Linked DNA regions of Homo sapiens: regions 1, 3 and 4 are each linked to region 2. A link is a contact called in ENCODE Hi-C or POLR2A ChIA-PET data. All regions are on one chromosome and are shown on one strand. Each heading gives the region's core, a stretch centred on a gene start or an enhancer-like site at or near the end of the contact. The rest is flanking DNA. Distances are from core to core; before and after follow the strand shown. Region 1 holds the start of ZBTB34 (zinc finger and BTB domain containing 34). Region 2 holds the start of GAPVD1 (GTPase activating protein and VPS9 domains 1). Region 3 overlaps LOC124902266 (a long non-coding RNA gene). Region 4 holds the start of NRON (non-coding repressor of NFAT).

Evidence for each region. Hi-C counts contacts between places; a loop is a spot of excess contacts on that map. ChIA-PET counts read pairs that join two places held with the same protein, here RNA polymerase II (POLR2A). Pooled maps may share reads with other maps.
Region 1: a loop to region 2 is called in a pooled map, with 4 times the contacts of the local background. The contact joins the promoter of ZBTB34 here to the promoter of GAPVD1 in region 2. A Hi-C loop is called at or near these places in 1 of 50 pooled maps. POLR2A ChIA-PET finds 5 or more read pairs at or near these places in 3 of 52 experiments (A673, IMR-90 and activated T-cell).
Region 3: a map with no recorded cell type shows a loop between it and region 2 (5-fold over the local background). The contact joins the enhancer-like site here to the promoter of GAPVD1 in region 2. A Hi-C loop is called at or near these places in 1 of 37 single-sample maps with no recorded cell type and 2 of 50 pooled maps. POLR2A ChIA-PET finds 5 or more read pairs at or near these places in 1 of 52 experiments (OCI-LY7).
Region 4: a pooled map shows a loop between it and region 2 (17-fold over the local background). The contact joins the promoter of NRON here to the promoter of GAPVD1 in region 2. A Hi-C loop is called at or near these places in 6 of 50 pooled maps.

What each region holds. Positions count from the first base shown.
Region 1 is chr9:126,857,979-126,862,425 of GRCh38, forward strand. ZBTB34 (zinc finger and BTB domain containing 34) reads left to right here and starts at 2,661. Exons shown (of 2, transcript NM_001099270.4): 1 at 2,661-2,761. RefSeq lists silencers at 2,280-2,679, 2,710-2,789, 2,800-2,849, 2,960-3,179 and an enhancer at 2,804-3,601.
Region 2 is chr9:125,260,231-125,264,974 of GRCh38, forward strand. GAPVD1 (GTPase activating protein and VPS9 domains 1) reads left to right here and starts at 1,596. Exons shown (of 28, transcript NM_001282680.3): 1 at 1,596-1,729. It also overlaps the pseudogene RPS10P17. RefSeq lists silencers at 1,493-1,674, 1,613-1,742.
Region 3 is chr9:123,334,056-123,338,211 of GRCh38, forward strand. LOC124902266 (a long non-coding RNA gene) reads right to left here. Exons shown (of 2, transcript XR_007061760.1): 2 at 3,346-4,156. Among named protein-coding and RNA genes, the nearest start is that of CRB2, 20 kb to the right of the region's middle. RefSeq lists an enhancer at 4,010-4,156. Within about 2 kb of position 1,321, at least 7 of the 41 ENCODE cell types and tissues checked have a DNase peak (open chromatin) inside an H3K27ac peak, as active enhancers do; they include OCI-LY7, where a contact is called at or near this core.
Region 4 is chr9:126,408,390-126,413,107 of GRCh38, forward strand. It overlaps NRON (non-coding repressor of NFAT), which reads right to left and starts at 2,115. Exons shown (of 1, transcript NR_045006.1): 1 at 1-2,115. All of the region lies in intron 6 of MVB12B (multivesicular body subunit 12B), which reads left to right.

The DNA of each region.
Region 1 (4,447 bases), core at 1,411-3,910, 1.6 Mb after region 2:
ACATGACATGGCGAGGAGGCTGGAGATGTGTTTTAGCCATGTGCTGTGGAAGAAGAAAAGGCAGAACACAAGTATTGGTAAGCTATCAGCCATCACCCTCACATAGGCTGACCCCCACGATGGGAAGCCCCACACCTTTTTTTTTTTTTTTAAGAGAGGGTCTTACACTGATGCCCAGGCGGGAGTGCAGTGTGGTGATCATGGCTCACTGCAGCCTTGACCTCCAGGGCTCACGCGATCCTCCACCTCAGCCTCCCAAGTAGCCGAGACCACAGCCACGTGGCACCACACTCAGCTTTTTTTTTTTTCTTTTTTGTAGAGATGAGGTTTCACTATATTGCCCAGGCTGGTCTCACACTCCTGGACTCAAGTGATCCTCCTGTCTCAACCTCCCAAAGTGTTTGGGATTACAGGCATGAGCCACCCCACCTGGCCAGAAAACTCCTTCTTAACTGTGGATTGAAGGGCAACCCCAAACTTCAACAAAATGTGAATTGGATCATTTCATAAATGCTGCTGAGGAAAATGGGTAAGTGTGGAATAAATTAAAATGAGACTTGTACATCACTCCCTAGACTTCTTGATTTCAAGGGAGCTAACGAGTTAAATCATTTAAAACTGCCACAAAGATTATGGGAAAACAGAAACACATATGCACCTCAACTGTGGAGGAGTGACAGTTTTTTAACTAAAATTAGTAGAGACCATGACAATCAGCTAAACAACAAGAACGAAAAAAGCAAGGGGCTGGAAAAATATATAAATGATGAGTTTGGTGACCCAGTTAGGTGGGAGAGTAAATATAAACTATGAGGGAAATACCCAGCATCCAATGGACAGACAGAGGGCCAACAACTTTGAGACACTTGGCAGAGGAGGGTCAAAAACTCAGGAACTATTTTAGTCTTTATAGTACTTAATGATATGCAAATATTGTGTCACAGCCAAGAAGACCCTAACTCTTATCAACGAATTTAGCAAAAATCAGTTAAAATGATGAGGCCCAAGGCTGATCTGTAGGAAAACCTCTGGGCATAAGAATCAGCTCAGCAGTCCGGAGGAAACCTGACAAGATGATGTATTCCTGTGCCCTGGGTGCACACGTATCTCACCCTTGGGGACAGATCTCAAGAAAACAACTCAAGTGCAATAGCAATTCAAGAGCGAGACTACCTGTCTGCCCAGGTGCCTGCAGTTATAGGCAGGTTGCCTAAAATCCTATGCTTGGATGTTCTGTTGCTATAAGAAGTCAGAGAGACAAGGGAGTTCATCCCAAGTCTGCCATTTACTAGCTGTGTGACTTTGGATAAGTCACTCAACCTCTCTGAGCCTCAGTTCCCTCTTGGATTAAAATGGGAATAGATCGCCACCTCCTTAGGTTGTGTTAAATGAGGTCATGGCTGTCAAGTGTCTACACAGTGCCCTGCATGGAGTGTTTGACAAAGGGTAGCTGTTGCTATTGGAGGATGACCACTGGACAGATCCTGGAGAGACAGTTCCTGCTTGCAAAGGATGAAGTAACATCAGGAAGTCTCAGCAGCTTTCTATCCTGAAGAGGAGCTGGTATCTTTGCCTCCTAGTTTATTTTTATTACAAAGCCAGAAAAAGGAAAATAAACCTCTGCCACAACTACTGACTCCACCAAAATGCAAAGGGAAGCTCTTCAAAGAGTGTTACATTGGTCTAATGCTGGGAGGAAAACGCTGGGTGAGGCTCCCACTCCCACCCAACGGTTTGAAGACTGGGGTGTCCCCAAGGGTCTGGAAATGCACATTTTTTGAGGCATGCTCTGTGACATGGGTTTTATAACAGTGAGTTGGGAATTTTCACCTCCGTTTTGTTTTTGAGACAGGGTCTTGCTCTTTCACCACTGCTGAAGTACAGTGACACGATCATGGCTCATCGCAGCCTCGACCTCCCGGACTCAAGCGACCCTCCCACCTCAGCCTCCCCAATAGCTGGAACTACAGGCATGTGCCACCAAGCCTGGCTAAGTTTTAAAAATTTAAATGGGGCCTCCCTATGTTGCCCAGGCTGGTCTCAAACTCCTAGGATCAAGTGATCCTCCCGCCTCGCCCTCCCAAAGTGCTGGGATTACAGGCGGGAGCCACCTCCGTTTTGAGAGAGAGAAAACCTGCCCAAGGTGGTAAGTCAAGAGACCCCCTATGACAGGTCCCCAGAGCCCTGCTGCTAACCACTGCACCTTGCTGCCTTCAGCTGCCCTGCCAGGAGCAGCTCGGGTGCGTGGCATGCGCCTGAAGAGATGCAGGAGGGAGGGTCTTGGAAGGGAGGGCTGGGCTGGGGGCAGGCCCCCCAGTGCTGGGGGGGTCGAGGGTCCTGGGCTCTCTCCCACCCGTTCGATTCCGGGAGCCCCTGAAACGCGCCCCACTGCACCGCCCTTCTCCCGCCAGCAGGGGGCGCCGAGGAGAGCGCGGGCTGAAGGCAGAGCCGACGCCGCTTCCCGGAGTCGGGACTCCGGGGTCCAGACCAAGGCTGCCGCTAGCCCGCGGCGAGGCTCTGGGACGACAACCGGGCGGGACTCAGGACCCCGGGCCCTGGCTAGAGGTCCGCCGCGCAACGCCACCACCCGGGTTGGCGCCTGCCCGGAAGCGCGGGCGTCCAGGGGGCGGGGCCGGGAAGCGCTTCCGGGGGCGGGGGGCGCGGGCTGGGGCGGCAGCCGGAGCGGCGGGGACTGGCCTGGCGCCGGCGGCGGCGGAGGGGGCGCCGCGGGCGGGCGATGTGAGCGCGGCGCTCTGGACAGGTGAGGCACGCTGGCCGGGGGCGGCGAGCAGCGGGCTAGGCGCGGGCGGGGCAGGCGGGGCAGGCGGGGCGGGGGGCAGTCCCCGGGCCGCTGTCCGGCTCCCTCTGGGCGCGGCGGGGCGGGAGCCTCCGCGCCTGGTCAGTCCCGCGGGCAGGCGGCCGGCGCGGGCGGGAGCCGAGGCCGGGCGGGGTCCGGAGGCCCCGGGCACCTGCTGGGGTCAGGCGCGCGTCCCCGAGGGGCCAGCTGTGCTCGGTCCTGGAGTCCCGGCGCCGCTGGCCCGGCTGAGGGTCGCGCTCGGGCAGCTGCCCTGGGCTCCCAGCCTCCGCCCGGGGCGTCTCGGGATCCCCAGCTTCCGGGCCCCTAGCCCTGGGGGCGCTCCCTTTTGTACGGGGAGGGAGGGCAGATGGTTGAGTTCCCTGGAGAGCCGGCCGGGCCAGGGGTCGGCCCTTCGGGTGGCTGCCACGGAGCCGCTGCCTCACGCCACCGCCTTCCTCCAGGTAAACAGGCGGCGGCGACGGGTTGCGCTTGGCCCCAGACGTCTCCGTGGCCACTCGCGCTCAGTTGGTCCTGCCATTGCGGAGGGCTGGGCTGGGGCTGACCGGGGTTGTAAACAGTGCCCTTCTAGGCCAAGTGGCTGTGCTTTCAGGGCGGCACTCGTCTGGGAGTCTCTGTCTTGAGGCCTTCCGCAAGCCCCTTCCATGCTAGGACTCAGTTTCCCCATGTGATCATTGAGGGTTTCATTTAACTCTCTAAGAACCCTTCTGGCTCTGCCATTCCGTGTATGTCTCAAATTGGAAGGGCTGTCCCTGATTCAAGATACTGGGCAGTTTCGCTGAAGACTTTGTCAGTGTGGACTTTTTAAGCCACTTACTGCATTTTGTTTCAGACAGGCTTTAAAATGATTTCAAGAAGCGTTTTCTAAACCTCACCTTAATCCTCATTCATCCCTTGCTTTTGTCCCTAGTAGTAGTTAATCACATTCCGCCGAGTTTTTGCATGCAGAATTTTTTGTTGTTTATATTTGCCCATTTTCTCTTTGTTCCCTAGTCCAGGCCCTCTTTGCTTCACATCTGGATTATTGCAACAGCTTCTAAGCTGGTCGCTGACTCCAGAGGTTCCCCCCTCCCCCATCCTTCCTTTATGCTAAAGCCAAACTTACTATAGGAAGTCAAAAAATAGTTGAGTGCTTGCTTGCTTATTAAATGGCAAGATGCTGTTCCATGTGGTGGGAAAGTAGTAGAAGGCACACTTACAGTCTCCAGGCAGCTTTACACAGGGTGCTGAGACATTACTTATGAAAAGGTAATTTTGATGAGACAAGGCTGTGTGCTGTAGAATTAAGAAGGAGAGATGGAGGTCACTGTAGGCCGAGTGGTTAGGGAGGGTTTAGTGAGGGGCGGGATTTGAGCCGGGTGTTAAAGGATGAGTAGCATTCAGATAGGAAAAGAGGAATCAGGCCCAGTGATCCTATGGAGTTAGTGAATAGACCAGTCTCCTGGCAGAGAAGGGTTCATATAGGAGGGAAGTAGGAGGAGAGGTGGGCCGCGGCTAGTTCCTCAACTCAAACACTAGGTCAAAGTTGAAACTACTGAAGGCATTGGTGAAGAAGCTAGAGGCCAGGAGATCAGTTAAGAGGCCACGGCAGTTATACCACTGTTCAAAGCTGAGTAGTGGCCTCTTGCCTGC
Region 2 (4,744 bases), core at 346-2,845:
TTCAGTGGCATGATCACAGCTCACTGCAGCCTTGACCTTTTTGGGCTTGGTGATCCTCCCACTTCAGCCTCCCTAGTAGCTGGGACTACAGGTGCAAGCCACCATGCCTCGCTGATTTTTGTATTTTTTGTAGAGTTGGGGTTTCACTATGTTGCTCAGGCTGGTCTTGAACTTCTGGGCTCAAGCAATCCTCCTGCCTTGGCCTCGCAAAGTGCTAGGATTATAGGCATATGCCACCATGCCCCTAAAGGTGACATCAAGAGAGGTGAGTAGATAGAAAGCAGTTTGGGAGTTGATTGACATTTGAAATAGCTGGGGAAATGATTATTACTTTTTTCCTTTTTTTGCCTGGAGACTCCCAGTATTGGAGGATATAATCATTGTTCTCAATTTTTTGAAGATCTGTCAAGTGGAAGACATTCTGTATTGCTCCAGGCAGCCTAACTACCAGCAATGGAAGGAAATAAAGGGAAACAGATTTCAGCTCAGCAGGAGGCAGAACTTTCTAACATTTAGAGCTGTCCAACAGTGGAGCAGGCTGCATTACTTGAGGGAGTGAGCTCCCTGAAATTTGAACTGTTGAACAGGAAGATGACCATCTGGCTGAATGTACAGGAGGGAATTCCTGCCTGGGCAACAGTTGCACTAGTGACCTTTAAGCAGGTATCTTCCAATTTTAAGGTTTCTAGACTGTTCAACTCAGCTAACTTGACCTCTGAATATATGAGTTATGGTGTTACAAAAATTATTAGACAGTTCATTTATTGACTTACCTAAAATAACTGCATGGTGAAGTTTATGATAAGCAAGATTTTAGAAACTGAGAAGTGGGAAGGCAGGTTTTACACTGAAAATCCAGATACCATCCAAACCAATTAATGGCACTTAGAACAAAAGGGAAGGGAGGGGCCGGCAGCGGTGGCTCACGCCTGTAATCCCAGCACTTTGGGAGGCCGAGGCGGGCGGATCACGAGGTCAGGAGATCGAGACCATCCTGGCTAACACGGTGAAACCTCGTCTCTACTAAAAATCAAAAAATTAGCCGGGCGTGGTGGCGGGCGCTTGTAGTTCCAGCTACTTGGGAGGCTGAGGCGGGAGAATGGCGTGAACCCGGGAGGCGGAGCTTGCAGTGAGCCGAGATTGAGCCACTGCACTCCAGCCTGGGCGACAGAGCCAGACTCCGTCTCGAAAAAAAAAAAAAAAGGGAAGGGAGGTTTGTAAGTAGTGTGTGCGTACGTGTGAGAGAGAAACAGAGAAGAGAGAGAGTCATTCATGCGAATAATGTGTCCTGGGCAACTGAGCGTTGTCACAGAAAGCATAAAACGCTCTACATTTTTGCTTTACACATACTTGCTCAGTCGGATTCTTCACGTCCAGCATTACTGCAGGCGGAAACCAGGGCCCAGGCCTGGTGAACAGCCTTCCGGAAGACGATTCCGGACCCGGACACCCACGACAGCCTCAGGGGGCAGCTGACCTAGGGCTGCCTAAGGCGGAAGTGGGAGCCCCTAGCCGCCCGGGCGGAACTACAGCTCCCAGAGGCCCCCGCGGCGCTGCGCACGCGCGCTGGCGTGGCGGCAGCGCCGCTGCAGGACGCAGGGAAGCCAACAGGCGAGTGGCGAAGGTGGCGGCAGCGGCGGCGGGGGCAGTCACCGGCTAGGGCGACGGCTCCGAGGCCGAGTGGCGGTCCGACAGAGTCCTCCGTGTCCTCCCCCGCATGACCCCCTTGGTGAGTACGCGTCCCGATTTAGTCCGCGGGCTGTGAGCGGCTCCCTGCCTCGCGGCCGGGTTGCTCCGGCCTAGGGCCGCAGCCTGTCTCTGACTGCCCGGCCGTCAGGTCCAACTGACCCCGGGGTCCTGGGCTCTTCCCGTCAGTGTCGGGCGAGGTGGGGGTCGGGGGACACTGGGTTAGACCCAGGGGAGAGATGTGGCGGCGCGCAGGAGCCAGGGCGGCCTGGGGCTGAGGAGAGGGAGAGACGCGTGGGGGATGGGATGGGAAGGGACAGGAGGACCGCGGGGCGGCCTCGGGTGGGGGCCAGAGACGAGAGGCCCGGCAGGTAGGGAACTGAGTATAGGAGGCGAGAACGAAATGGAATGTCTTCTGAGTGTCGCTGATAAAGATATCGTGCTGCAGGGAAGCTTGACAAGCTGGACACACGGGTCTGGGGGCAGCCCACCTAACACAGACACTCACTGTACTTGGCATCTTTCCACTTGCTGTCGGAGGTCTGAAAGTGAGGGAGCTGTTGGTTGTTTCCATCCCTTTTCTTTTAACTTCACCTTTTATTGACTGGCAAAATTGTAGTGAGTGCTGGCTAGGCAAACCACAGAAGTACACCCAGGGTTCTGTGTATAAATGTGCATAAAAACAGGGAGACATAGTGATAGGTTCAGATGAGAACTAGGTCAAAGGAGGAATCAGTGTTTTTATTTTTAAATTTATGACGAAAATCAGTTCTGAGCAGGACTTTGAACTAGAGAGGGGTTTTAAACTGGAGTTCATTGATGGATAGAATTAGAAGGGTCCTTTCACTAGAAGGAGGATAAAATGACATCATTATTTTTATTGACTGCTAACTGAAACTTATTATTTCCTTCAGTTACGAATGTGGACAACAAGCCAGAGTAGCATTAGCAGCGCCTATGACTTTGTGATCAATAAAAATTACGGATATTTTTGCATCATGTTTACAGTTGCAGATAGCTCAGAATATCATTTATGGTTAACACTTCTTTGAATTTCTGGTGTTACTAGACCCGCCGTTAGACATTGTTATTTAATGTGATAATAAGGCTGTACATATATTATGACCATATTAGTTTGTTGTTTTGCTAATATTTCCATATAATTGGTTTCCCTTGTAATCACATGTATTTAATTATGCACTTAAAAGAAATCTGAGAAAGGGACCATAGGCTTCACCAAACTGCCAATGAGGTCCGTGCACAAAAAGATTAAGAACTCCTGAAATAATTTGGGAGGCCGAGGCGGGCGGATCATTGAGGTCAAGAGATCGAGACCATCCTGGCCAACATGGTGAAACCCCATCTCTACTAAAAATACAAAAATTAGTTGGGTGTGGTGGCCCATGCCTGTAATCCCAGCTACTTGGGAGGCTGAGGCAAGAGAATCACTTGAGCCCGGGAGGTGGATATTGCAGTGAGCCAAGATCACGCCACTGCACTCCAGCCTGGCAACAGAGCGAGACTCCGTCTCAAAAAACAAAACAAAACAAAAAAACTCCTGAAATAGAAATAAGGTTTTTTGGATTTATAAGTCTACTTAGAAGAACTGTTGTTTTTTTTTTTTTGGTTGTAAGTTTATTCAATGCAAAAGAATCCTCTCCAATTTTACTGAGGTGGCTGACCACGTCCACGACCAAATCCGTCTCAACTGGAATTTGGCTGCTGACCCAGCCCCAGCCTCAGCTTTCTTGTCGGCACTAAGTGGCACAGCACTCCATCTGTAGGTATGTCTGTCAGCACTCCATCTGTAGGTATGTCTGTCAGCTTCCCCTCTTGTGAGTCTCGCAGGTCACTCACCCTCCAGACCTTTAGGCTGAGGCCTGCCGGTCTCTGGACAGCTATGGCGTAGGGTAGCAGGTACAGTCTCCGGGGGGCAGATGAAGGTAATCCCGGAGATACTGGATACCCTCATTGGTAAGGTACCAGTAGAAATGTCTCCAGGCAAACTGTTCCTTCATGTAGCCTTGAGACTTGAGAGACTGCATGGCCTTCATGACATGAAGGTTGGGCACGTTCTTGTCTGCCAGCTCTGGGTGCTTAGGCATGTGGACATCCTTCTTGGCCACCATGACTCCCTCCTTAAAAAGGAGTTCATAAATGGCAATCTGGTTCTTTAGAAGAACATTTGAATCATTGAAGGCAGACAGGATGACAGTGTAGACGAAAGAGAATTTCATAATCAGGGAGATAAAAAATTTGGATGGGATCAGGGTAGTCTTTTGTTTTGTTTTGTTTTGAGACGGAGTCTGGCTCTGTTGCCTAGGCTGGAGTGCAGTGGCATGATCTCCGCTCACTGCGACCTCAGCTTCCTGGGTTCAAGCGATTCTTGTGCCTCAGCTTCCTGAGTAGCTGGGACTACAGACACCAGCCACCACGCCTGGATAATTTTTATATTTTTAGTAGAGGCAAGGTTTCACCATGTTGGTCAGGCTGGTCTCAAAGTCCTGACCTCAGGTGATCTGCCTGCCTCGGACTCCCAAAGTGCTGGGATTACTGATGTGAGCCACCGCGTCCTGCCCAGAGTAGTCATTTTGAAAGAATAGACCATAGATATTTCATTCAGGGTAATGGGGAATGAACAAAATAATCGGAAGAAGAAAGAAAAGTGAATATGTTGGCCTTTAAATTTTTGTATTAAGGCACCTCCCCACTTCCAAGGGATTGCAGCTCTGTAAGCTCTAATGTAAGCCTGAGAAAAGAAATTTTACTGTTTGCTGGTTTTCTTTAAATCATGGAGGTGGATTTTTTTTTTTTTTTTCTGAGATGGAGTCTCAGGCTGTCGCCCAGGCTGGAGTGCAGTGGCGCGATCTCAGCTCACTGCAAGCTCTGCCTACCGGGTTCATGCCATTCTCCTGCCTCAGCCTCCCAGGTAGCTGGGACTACAGGTGCTGCCACCATGCCTGGCTAATTTTTGTATTTTTAGTAGAAACGGGGTTTCACCATGTTGGTCAGGCTGGCCTCGAACCTCCTGACCTTAAGTGATCTGCCCGCCTTGGCC
Region 3 (4,156 bases), core at 71-2,570, 1.9 Mb before region 2:
TGCAGCGGGGACCAAATCTGTCCCCTTGCCACAAAACTGACCTGAGAGCTGAGGGCACTGGACAACCACATGATTCTCCCCCAGCTCAAGAGCGTCTTTCCCTGTCGTATATTAATTTACTCACCGCGTGTTTTAGATCTGCCTCTTGGGGGCCAGATATTGCACTGGGTGTTGGGGAAGCAACAGCGAACAAGGCACGTAGCCACATCCCTCAAGGGGTATACAGACCCATGGTTGTAACTGGACGAAGATGACTATGTTCACCACAATTCCTGGGAAGAGAGGCTGCAGTGTAGACCCCTCTCCCGTTAATGAAATCTATAGCAGAGGATGTATTGTTCATGCCTGGCTTGTGACAGGCTCAAGAAGGAGTTGAGTTTCACATTGAGGTTGACATATTGCAGATAGAGATATGAGTAGAGGAGAGTGAGCTGTGGAAAAGGGATCTCAGGGGGGTTTGCAGAAATAGCAGGGGTGGCAGGTTCTGGCTGGGTCCAGAAGCTTTTAATCTATTACTTGAAAGCATGAGGAAACACCTGAAGGAGACGTGTGTGATATGATGGAATACAATGAGACTGTCAAACTAGCCTGGGGAGGTGGGGGAATCATCGTGACCATTCATTGAGCTGTGATTGTGTGCCAGGTTTTGTGCCACACATGCCATATGCATCATGTCTCAAGTCCTTGTAAACACTTTACAAGATAGACTATTATGCTCATCCTATGGGTCAAGGAAATAGAGGCTCAGAAAGGTAATATGACCTGCCTAAAGACACACAGCTGGTTTGTTGCACAGCCAGAAGTTTTGTTTGTTTGTTTTGTTTTTTGTTTTGAGACAGGGTCTCACTCTGTCACTCAGGCTGGAGTGCAGTGGTGTGATCTTGGCTCATGGCAAACTTCGTCTCCTGGGCTCAAGCGATCCTCCCTGCTACTCTGGGATTGTAGGCATTAATCCTTAACCTCCAGAGTAGCTGGGACTGTAGGAGTGTGCCACCATGCCCAACTAATTTTTAAATTTTTTATAGAGACTAGGTTTTGCCATGTTGTCCAGGCTAGTCTGGAACTCCTGGGCTTAAGTGATCTGATCTGACTGCCTCAGCCTCCCCAAATGCTGAGATTACAGGCGTGAACCACCGGGCCTGGCCAGAGCCAGGATTTGAACCCAAGTTTTTATGATTTGAAAACTCATGCTCAAAGCCCCTACACTGTAGAAGCTGCCTTGGTATCTATTTCTCCCTTATCAGAAGGCCCTCATGCCTACAGTTAGAGGAAGGGACAGAACTTGCATGCACACCAGGCCACCTAACGATGACACACAAGATGAGCATTGTCAACCCCATGTTATGGCTGAGGGACTCAGCCTCAGAGAAGTAAATGAACTTGCCCGAGGTCATAGATGAGAAATAGCAGAACTGGGATTGGAGCCCAGGGTCTTTGCCTGGCCCCACCTGCCCTCTGCCCTCACAGCCCTATTACTCCTTCCATGATGGGGGTGGCAGACATCCCAGGCTGGGTCTCCAGAGCAGGCCCAAGTCTGGGCCTCAGGGCAAGGTCATCAGGAGGCCAAAGAGGGAAATCTTTAAATGGTGTCAGGTTCATTGCCTTTGTGGCAGAAGGAAGAAAAAAGAAGAGGCACAGAAGCAAGGAAGATGGAGCTGATTCCTGCTTAACTCACACCCTCTCGTTTGGCTGAGTCAGCGATGCAGGGAGGCCTCCCTGGCCTCAGCACAGAATCGCAGGAATCTGCAGATCTGCTGGAATTTCTCTGCACTGGCTGGCACGGGAGGTGACGAGAGCAGAGGAAAACGACTGCTGTTTTTATTCTCTGGGGCTGGTTTCTTTCTCTCCCCACTCCCCCCCGGCTTCTTGCTCATGTCTTTGAAAGGCCACTTGTCTCTGACTTGCACAGCACTCAACAGTCTAGAAAGCCCCTACAAAGAGCTCTTCGGTCCCCAAAGTGATTTATGATTTTGAAGTGCTTTTTGGATTATGAAAGGCTAACCTACAATAGCCTCCTCACTGCGGCAACATTTACAAAGTGCTTTGCAAGTCACACGGCATTTTATAGTTTGCAACATTCTTTGCAGCCAAAAGGTGCTTACCTCTCCAGAGGGGACTTCAGAGTTTGCAAACCCTGGTCACACCTCTTCCTTTATTTAAACTGCAGTACAGCTCTGTGATAAAGGCTGATAATAATATCTATCACTCATATGGCGTTCACAGTGTCCTAGATATTCTTATGAGCGCTTTACATACGTTCACACATTAATGGTTCAACAACCCCGCAAGGTTGCCACTATTATGATACCCATTTACAAATAAGGATGTTGAGGCACAGCCAGGTAAACCTTGCCCAAGATCACAGGGCTGTTAAGTAGTGGAGCTTGGATTTGAGGCATTGATGTTTGATAGGATGACGACACATTTTGTATCCATTTTTCATATGAGAAAAACAGAGGTCTAGGGCAGTAGCCAGTTCTGTCATGCCCCCCATGTGACCTCAGACTGGTCTTGGCATGTCTCTCGGTCTCTTTTATCCTTCTCTGCAGAACTGAAAGGATAAGCCCCGCCCTGCTCTCTTCTCAACTCTGAACAAATGTGAGGTGTGGGGGTGATGATGCTGGAGGGAGGAGGCCAAGCCTCAGCACCCCCACCCTGGCCTTGCTGCCTGTGCCAAGGTACCAAGCCTTGCCTCAGCTTTCCCCTCTTGGGTGTGGCTCCACTCTGTACAGAAGGCCACCTGGAGGCCTTTCCTGAGATCTCCTATCTTACAGGTGGAGGGAGAGTAGGGTGATGGGGTGGCATGGAGGAGGGAACTTCACCGAGGGCCCAACTCCCATCTTCTGGGTAAAGTCCTCTAGTGAGAGCCCAGAAAAATCACAAGAGTCCAGCCCCCCAGCCATTGACCAGCTGGAGAAACTGAGGCCCCAAAAGTGGAGGTACTTACAGTCACTCAGAGAAGTGGGTGCAGAGGTGGGGCTGGAATTCATCTCCATGCCCTTCCCATGGCCTGTGCTGGGAGTGTGGCTTCAGATCTGAGAAGGCCTTAGATCATTTGTTCATTCCTTCATTCATTTGTTCATTCATTCTTTCATTCAGCTAGTCAGTCAACAAACATTTCTTGAGTGTCCACTCTGTGTCAGATGCTAGATTTAATAATTGTGGGTATGGCTTGGTCCCTGCCCTCATGGAGTTTATAGTCTAGCACTGTGCTGCCCAGTGCAGTAGCCTCTGGCCACATGTGGCTGTTGAGCAGTTGAAATGCAGCTGTTCCAAACTGAGATGTGTTACAAGTGTGAAATACACACTGGATTTTGAAGACTTAGTATGGAAGAAAGTAAGATATCTCAATGATTATTTATTTATTATTATTTTTTTTTTTAGACAGAGTCTTGCTCTGTTGCCCAGGCTAGAGTGCAGCAGCGCAATCTTGGCTCACTGTAGACTCTGCCTCCTAAGATCAAGCAATTCTCCTGTCTTAGCCTTTTGAGTAGCTGGGACTACAGGCACACGCCACCAATCCTGGCTAATTTTTGCATTTTTAGTAGAGACAGGGTTTCACCACGTTGGTCAGGCTGGTCTTGAACTCCTGACCCTAGGTGATCCGCCTGCCTCGGCCTCTCAAAATGCTGGGATTACAGGCGTGAGCCATGGCACCCAGCCATTAATAATTTTTTTTATCTTGATTACATGTAGGAATGATATTTGGAGTATAGTGGGTTAAACAAAATATTAGATTAACTTCTTCTGCATCTTTTTACTTTCTTAAACAGTAGTTACAGGGGACGGTGGTTCATGTCTGTAATCCCAGCACTTTGGAAGGCTGAGGCAGGAGGATTGCTTGAGTCCAGGATTTTGAGACCAGCCTGAGCTATATAGGAAGACTCCACCTCTACAAGAAATAGAAAAAATTAGCTAGGTGTGGTGGCACACGACTGTAGTCCCAGCTACTCAGGAGGCTGAGGTGGGAGGATTGCTTGAGCCAGAGAGTTCGAGACTGCAGTGAGAAGTGATTGTGCCACTGTACTCTAGCCCTGCTCATTCTTCTGAGAGGAGGTGGCTTCCTCTTGCCAGTGAGGAGGTCTCTTGGGGCCCGTGTGAGCAGCCGAGTACTTGGGGGCACCAGCTCTGTGGCTGTACCACCTGGACCTGGTCT
Region 4 (4,718 bases), core at 865-3,364, 1.1 Mb after region 2:
TTCCCGATGCCATTCGCTCCCCCCACGCAGGCCTGATGGATCCGGATCCGGGGTCTGTGCCTGCAGTGGGCCCAGGCAGGGGGCTGGGGCGGCTCCCTCCTTCTGCCTGGCGATCCACTTCCTGCTGAAAGTGGCCACTGCAAATGGAGCCTTTTCCACAAGAGGGTAAGTGAACCCGTCACAGGCTTTTAAGGAGAGATGGCTAACCTGAAACTATCAGGATGTCCCTCCTTTTCGGCTTCTCGGTGGAGGCTGGAAGCAGAAAGGTCTCTGGACCTACCGTGGTCCAGTCCCATGTGTGCACTCAGCCCTTGGCCGTGTCCTGAGTCCTTCGGGGAGATTATGTGGCAAAATGTGTTGTTTTTGGTCACGTAGAATCACATAGTATCTATGAAATGTTAGTAAAAGTCTTTTCAGATAGCAAAGGCGTACATTAAGGAACGTAATCACCAAGCTGATGTATAGTTCTAAATGCTATCATTGAGCCTTGGCCATCTTGAAAGAAGAAAGAGTTCACATTTTTTTGTCCTGTTGCAAACATTCCCCTCCCCAAGGACACCTGTCCCGCAGCGCCCACCTTCTCGAGTCCTACTCTGCGGGGTTTGGATGGCCACCTTGTCACCTTGCCTCAAATCGGCCTTGTGGGACTGTTCCTTGAGCTTTGCTGCCCCCACCTCCACCATTCTGCTGAGCCCCTGGCCACAACGGCATCGTGACTTCCATTGTGGGGGGGGGCTCAGTAATGCATTTTGAACCCAAGAGTTAAATTTTAGAATGCTGATTGAAGAGGCCTGGGTTTTGGTTTTCCTTTGATTTAGCCACACGGTGCAGATGATCCAAAATACAGCCTTGAAAACATTTTTGTGGGCCTTTGCGTGTTCTCTTTGTCATCACTTTTGGTGAGTAACTCTGTGTGTGTGTGTGTGTGTGTGTGTGTGTGTGTGTGTGTGTGTGTGTCCCTTGGGCCTTCTTTACACCACTCACAGGCGGTGTTACTTTGAGTGAGTTTTATCACTCTCTGAGCCTGTTTCTTCCTCTGTGAAATGGGGATAGAAATGCCTCCTTTGCAGGATTTGTCATGAGAATTAAATTGGGGGGGGACACAGAAAGCACCACCCTGGTGCCCAGTGAGCACCCATGCATGCTGGCTTTCTGTCTGTGTCCAGGGTTCAATGCAGAACTTAGCCTAAGCATGAGCAGGGCATCCCCTTAGACCTTTCCTTTGCCACCACGTGGCTCCCGCCTGCTGCAGTTGCAACTCCAGTCACCAGCACCCCTCCAGCACCCCACAGCATCAGAGACTGGGCACAGGCAACCTCCCCTGCGGAGCTGGGACTAGAATGGCTGTGTTCACAGGTGAGCAGCTGGGAAGGGGTTAAGATAGTAATTGTGTAAGTCTTCCAGGCTTTCTCCCAGTTCTGCGATAATTTGATGAAGAACTTCACCCTAATTAAATATTCAAATTAGGAATAAGTGTCAATATGGCTTCCCATTGCCTGGAATGATGATTAATTGTATTCAAAACTCTAGTGGCCCACTGTAATCTAAACCTAACCGTTGTTCTTGATTATTTCTGCACCACACTTGCCATGTTTTTGTTTTAAGATTTAAACTAGTAATTGATTTGCCATATGCCGTCAAGCTGCACGTACTTTATGCATTTAGGAACTTGGGGAGTTTGGAATTGTGATTTCCTTCATCTTCCAGTGGCAGCTTTTTTTTCCCCTTGTCCAATGCACAGTGATTTGGTTTTGTGTGTGTGTGTGTGTGTGTGTGTGTGTGTGCACGCATGCACGCGCATGCATGCATGTGTGTATGTGTTGCCCATGAGGAAAACCCATTCTACAGTCAGCCTGGTAGGTTGGAGTTGCATTGGTCGTGGCAAATGGGCTTCCTGAATGGAAAATGAACAGGTCTGTGTTTGCACTTACTTTGTGCCCTGTGTCATCTCAGTAAAGCAACATGGCATGGTGGAAAGAGCATGAACGCACATCCTAGCCCAGCCATTTTCTTCAGCTGTGTGACTTTGGGTGAGTTACTTAACCTCTCTGAACCACTTTTCCCCCACATATAGGGTACTACTTCCCTTGCTGGGTTGTTTACATTAGAGATGTGTATGAACATGAGGAATGGTGCAAGTGCCCAGTGAGTAGTAACTGCCATAGTCCTAAATAATTACAGGAGTGAAAATTCCAGGAACAAAGCCTTCACGCGGGCCTCCCTGGAAAGCCCCTCCCAGCCATGCAAGTCAAATCCCATTTCCTACCTCTCTGACTCCCGGAGCCTCCGTTGCCCATCCTTGGCTTTGTGACATCTCTTGGGCCACTGTCTAGACTCTTGAATTACTATTTCATTGCTCGGGCCTCTTCTCCCCAGCCACAGTCTTTTCTTTTTGCAGGTGGGACCATGGCTCCCATGTCCCTGGATACCTCCCAGGGCCTAACAGAGTGCCTGGCCTGTAGTAGACTCTCAACAGATGTTTGTTATTTTGGTTATTTCTTTTTTTTTTTTTTTTTGAGATGGAGTCTTACTCTGTCACCCAGGCTGGAGTGCAATGGCGTGATCTCTGCTTACTGCAGCCTCCACCTCCCAGGTTCAAGCAATTCTCCTGCCTCAGCCTCCTGAGTAGCTGGGATTACAGGCACACGCCACCACGCCCGGCTAATTTTTATATTTTTTAGTAGAAACGGGGTTTCACCATGTTGTTCAGGCTGGTCTTGAACTCCTGACCTCGTGATCCACCCGCCTTGGCCTCCCAAAGTGCTGTGATTACAGGCATGAGCCACCACACCCAGTTATTTCTTTTTCATGCCACTGTTTTAAAATTGAAGCATATAACCATATTGTCCTTTATGGCCTATCTTTTGATATTCAGAGCTTTTACTTTGTGATATAGGAGATTTATGTTCGTGTTTCAGTTGACTTATGGATAAATTCCTAAAGGGGAAGATACACGTTTCATTTGGTTTCTTAAACTGTCTCGGTGCCAGGCAGTGCCTAGCACACAGTAGGAGCACAATAAAAAAAGTGCGCTGAGTCAGTCGCCACATCCTAATTATAGCGGCCTTGTGTGCCTGTTGATACTGGTCCAGCTCCCCTGGCATGGGCCTGTGTTCACTGGGTAATACTTGGAATTAAGTTTTAGGTCTGGGCATAGAAGGTTTATAAGATAGTGAATATAACTGTAGAGGAAATAGGTCTCTTTTAAGTTTTACAAAACCTTACTTGTCTTGGCTTGTGTCAATTACAAAACGAAACAAAAAAGAGACTCATCAGACCGTGACAAATGATAGTAAACTTTGCGCATGGTGGTTTCTCCCTGAGGTTGGCTCCAAAATCAATATGAAAAGAAAACCACAACTGAAAATATTTTAGAGCCTAGAGTGATTAAAATAACTGACTTTCTGTTTTAGCGGAAACAAGTTACAAGAAAGAATTACAATATCTCCTCACATCTCTGGGTCTTCACAGATCTCAATCGTAATTCAGAGCCTCACTTGGGAAACACAGGGGACTTGGAGCAGGAATCCTGGCTGTGAAGTCATTGAGGAGGATTCGAGTGTTAGTCAGGCCCTTCCAGCTGAAAATGATTCATTTTAATTACCTTCCAGGGTGATCCGATACCTGAGCATATGGTCTTTAAGAAATAAGGTTCCCCAAACTGTCAGCAAGTGTGGGCAATGGTCAGGGACCTCTTTCTGACACCATTGACCAGCCTTGGAGAGCGGGCGCTCTAGAAGGTGCTTATTAAAATGCCAGCAGGTGCAGCAAAGGTCCCCTTCTCTGTGACTCCCGCACCCTGCTTGTGCCAGGTGTTTTATAAGAGCCTTTTTCTTCATTAAATGGCATTCATTAAGCACGTCCTTACACCTGGCACAGAAGCTGTGCGTCACAGATGACTTCTTCCCAGTGGTGTTTGCAGGAATAATGTGGAATTTCATTTAGCCATTTGCTGTGTTCTTCTTCCCCTTCCTATCTTAACTTGATTTTTGTTGCTTTTCATATTTCTTCTGCTGCCCCCACAATCCATTCCTCTCCTTTGTACATGACCTCTGGTCTTTGTCCACCAGCAGACACATTATATAGAAAACAAGGTGTCCCTTCAGCACCAAGCACCACCACGCTGGATGCTTTCATACGTGTGTCTCTTCTACTCTCCCAACCACATTGAGAAGTGTTCCCCTAGTTTTTGCCATCTTTTTTTCTGATTAAAAGAAATAATTTCTCATCCAAAAAAATTAACACTTAAAACATATGGAAGAGCAGTGGGGAGAATCCACACTCCCATCTTAGAGGCTTCTGTCGTCAATACCGTGAGCCTCTCCTGCCCCTCAGTCACCTCTAAGTTACTCCCTCCAGCCCTTTGCTGTACTGTAGCTTAGCCGTGTGTGCCCATGGAAAAAAGATTGTCTTATGGGATTGTTTATAATACATCATTCTGCAACTTTGTTTTTGCTTGGCTGGTTTTTTGGTTTTGTTTTACTTAACAGCCAGTCTTTGGGAGTTGGGCATTTCTACAGAAAAATCTCTGGCTCTCTTCATCTATTCGTTCTGTCCTACTTTAGTATTATATGAAAATTCCACATTTTATTAGCCTCCTCTTATTGATGGTCATTGGGCTGCTCCCAGTTCATTGCCATGACAAATGCTGCCCCAAGGCCCTGGTTCCTGTCCTTTCCTTCCACAGCTGAGATCATATTCCATACACAGATCCCGAG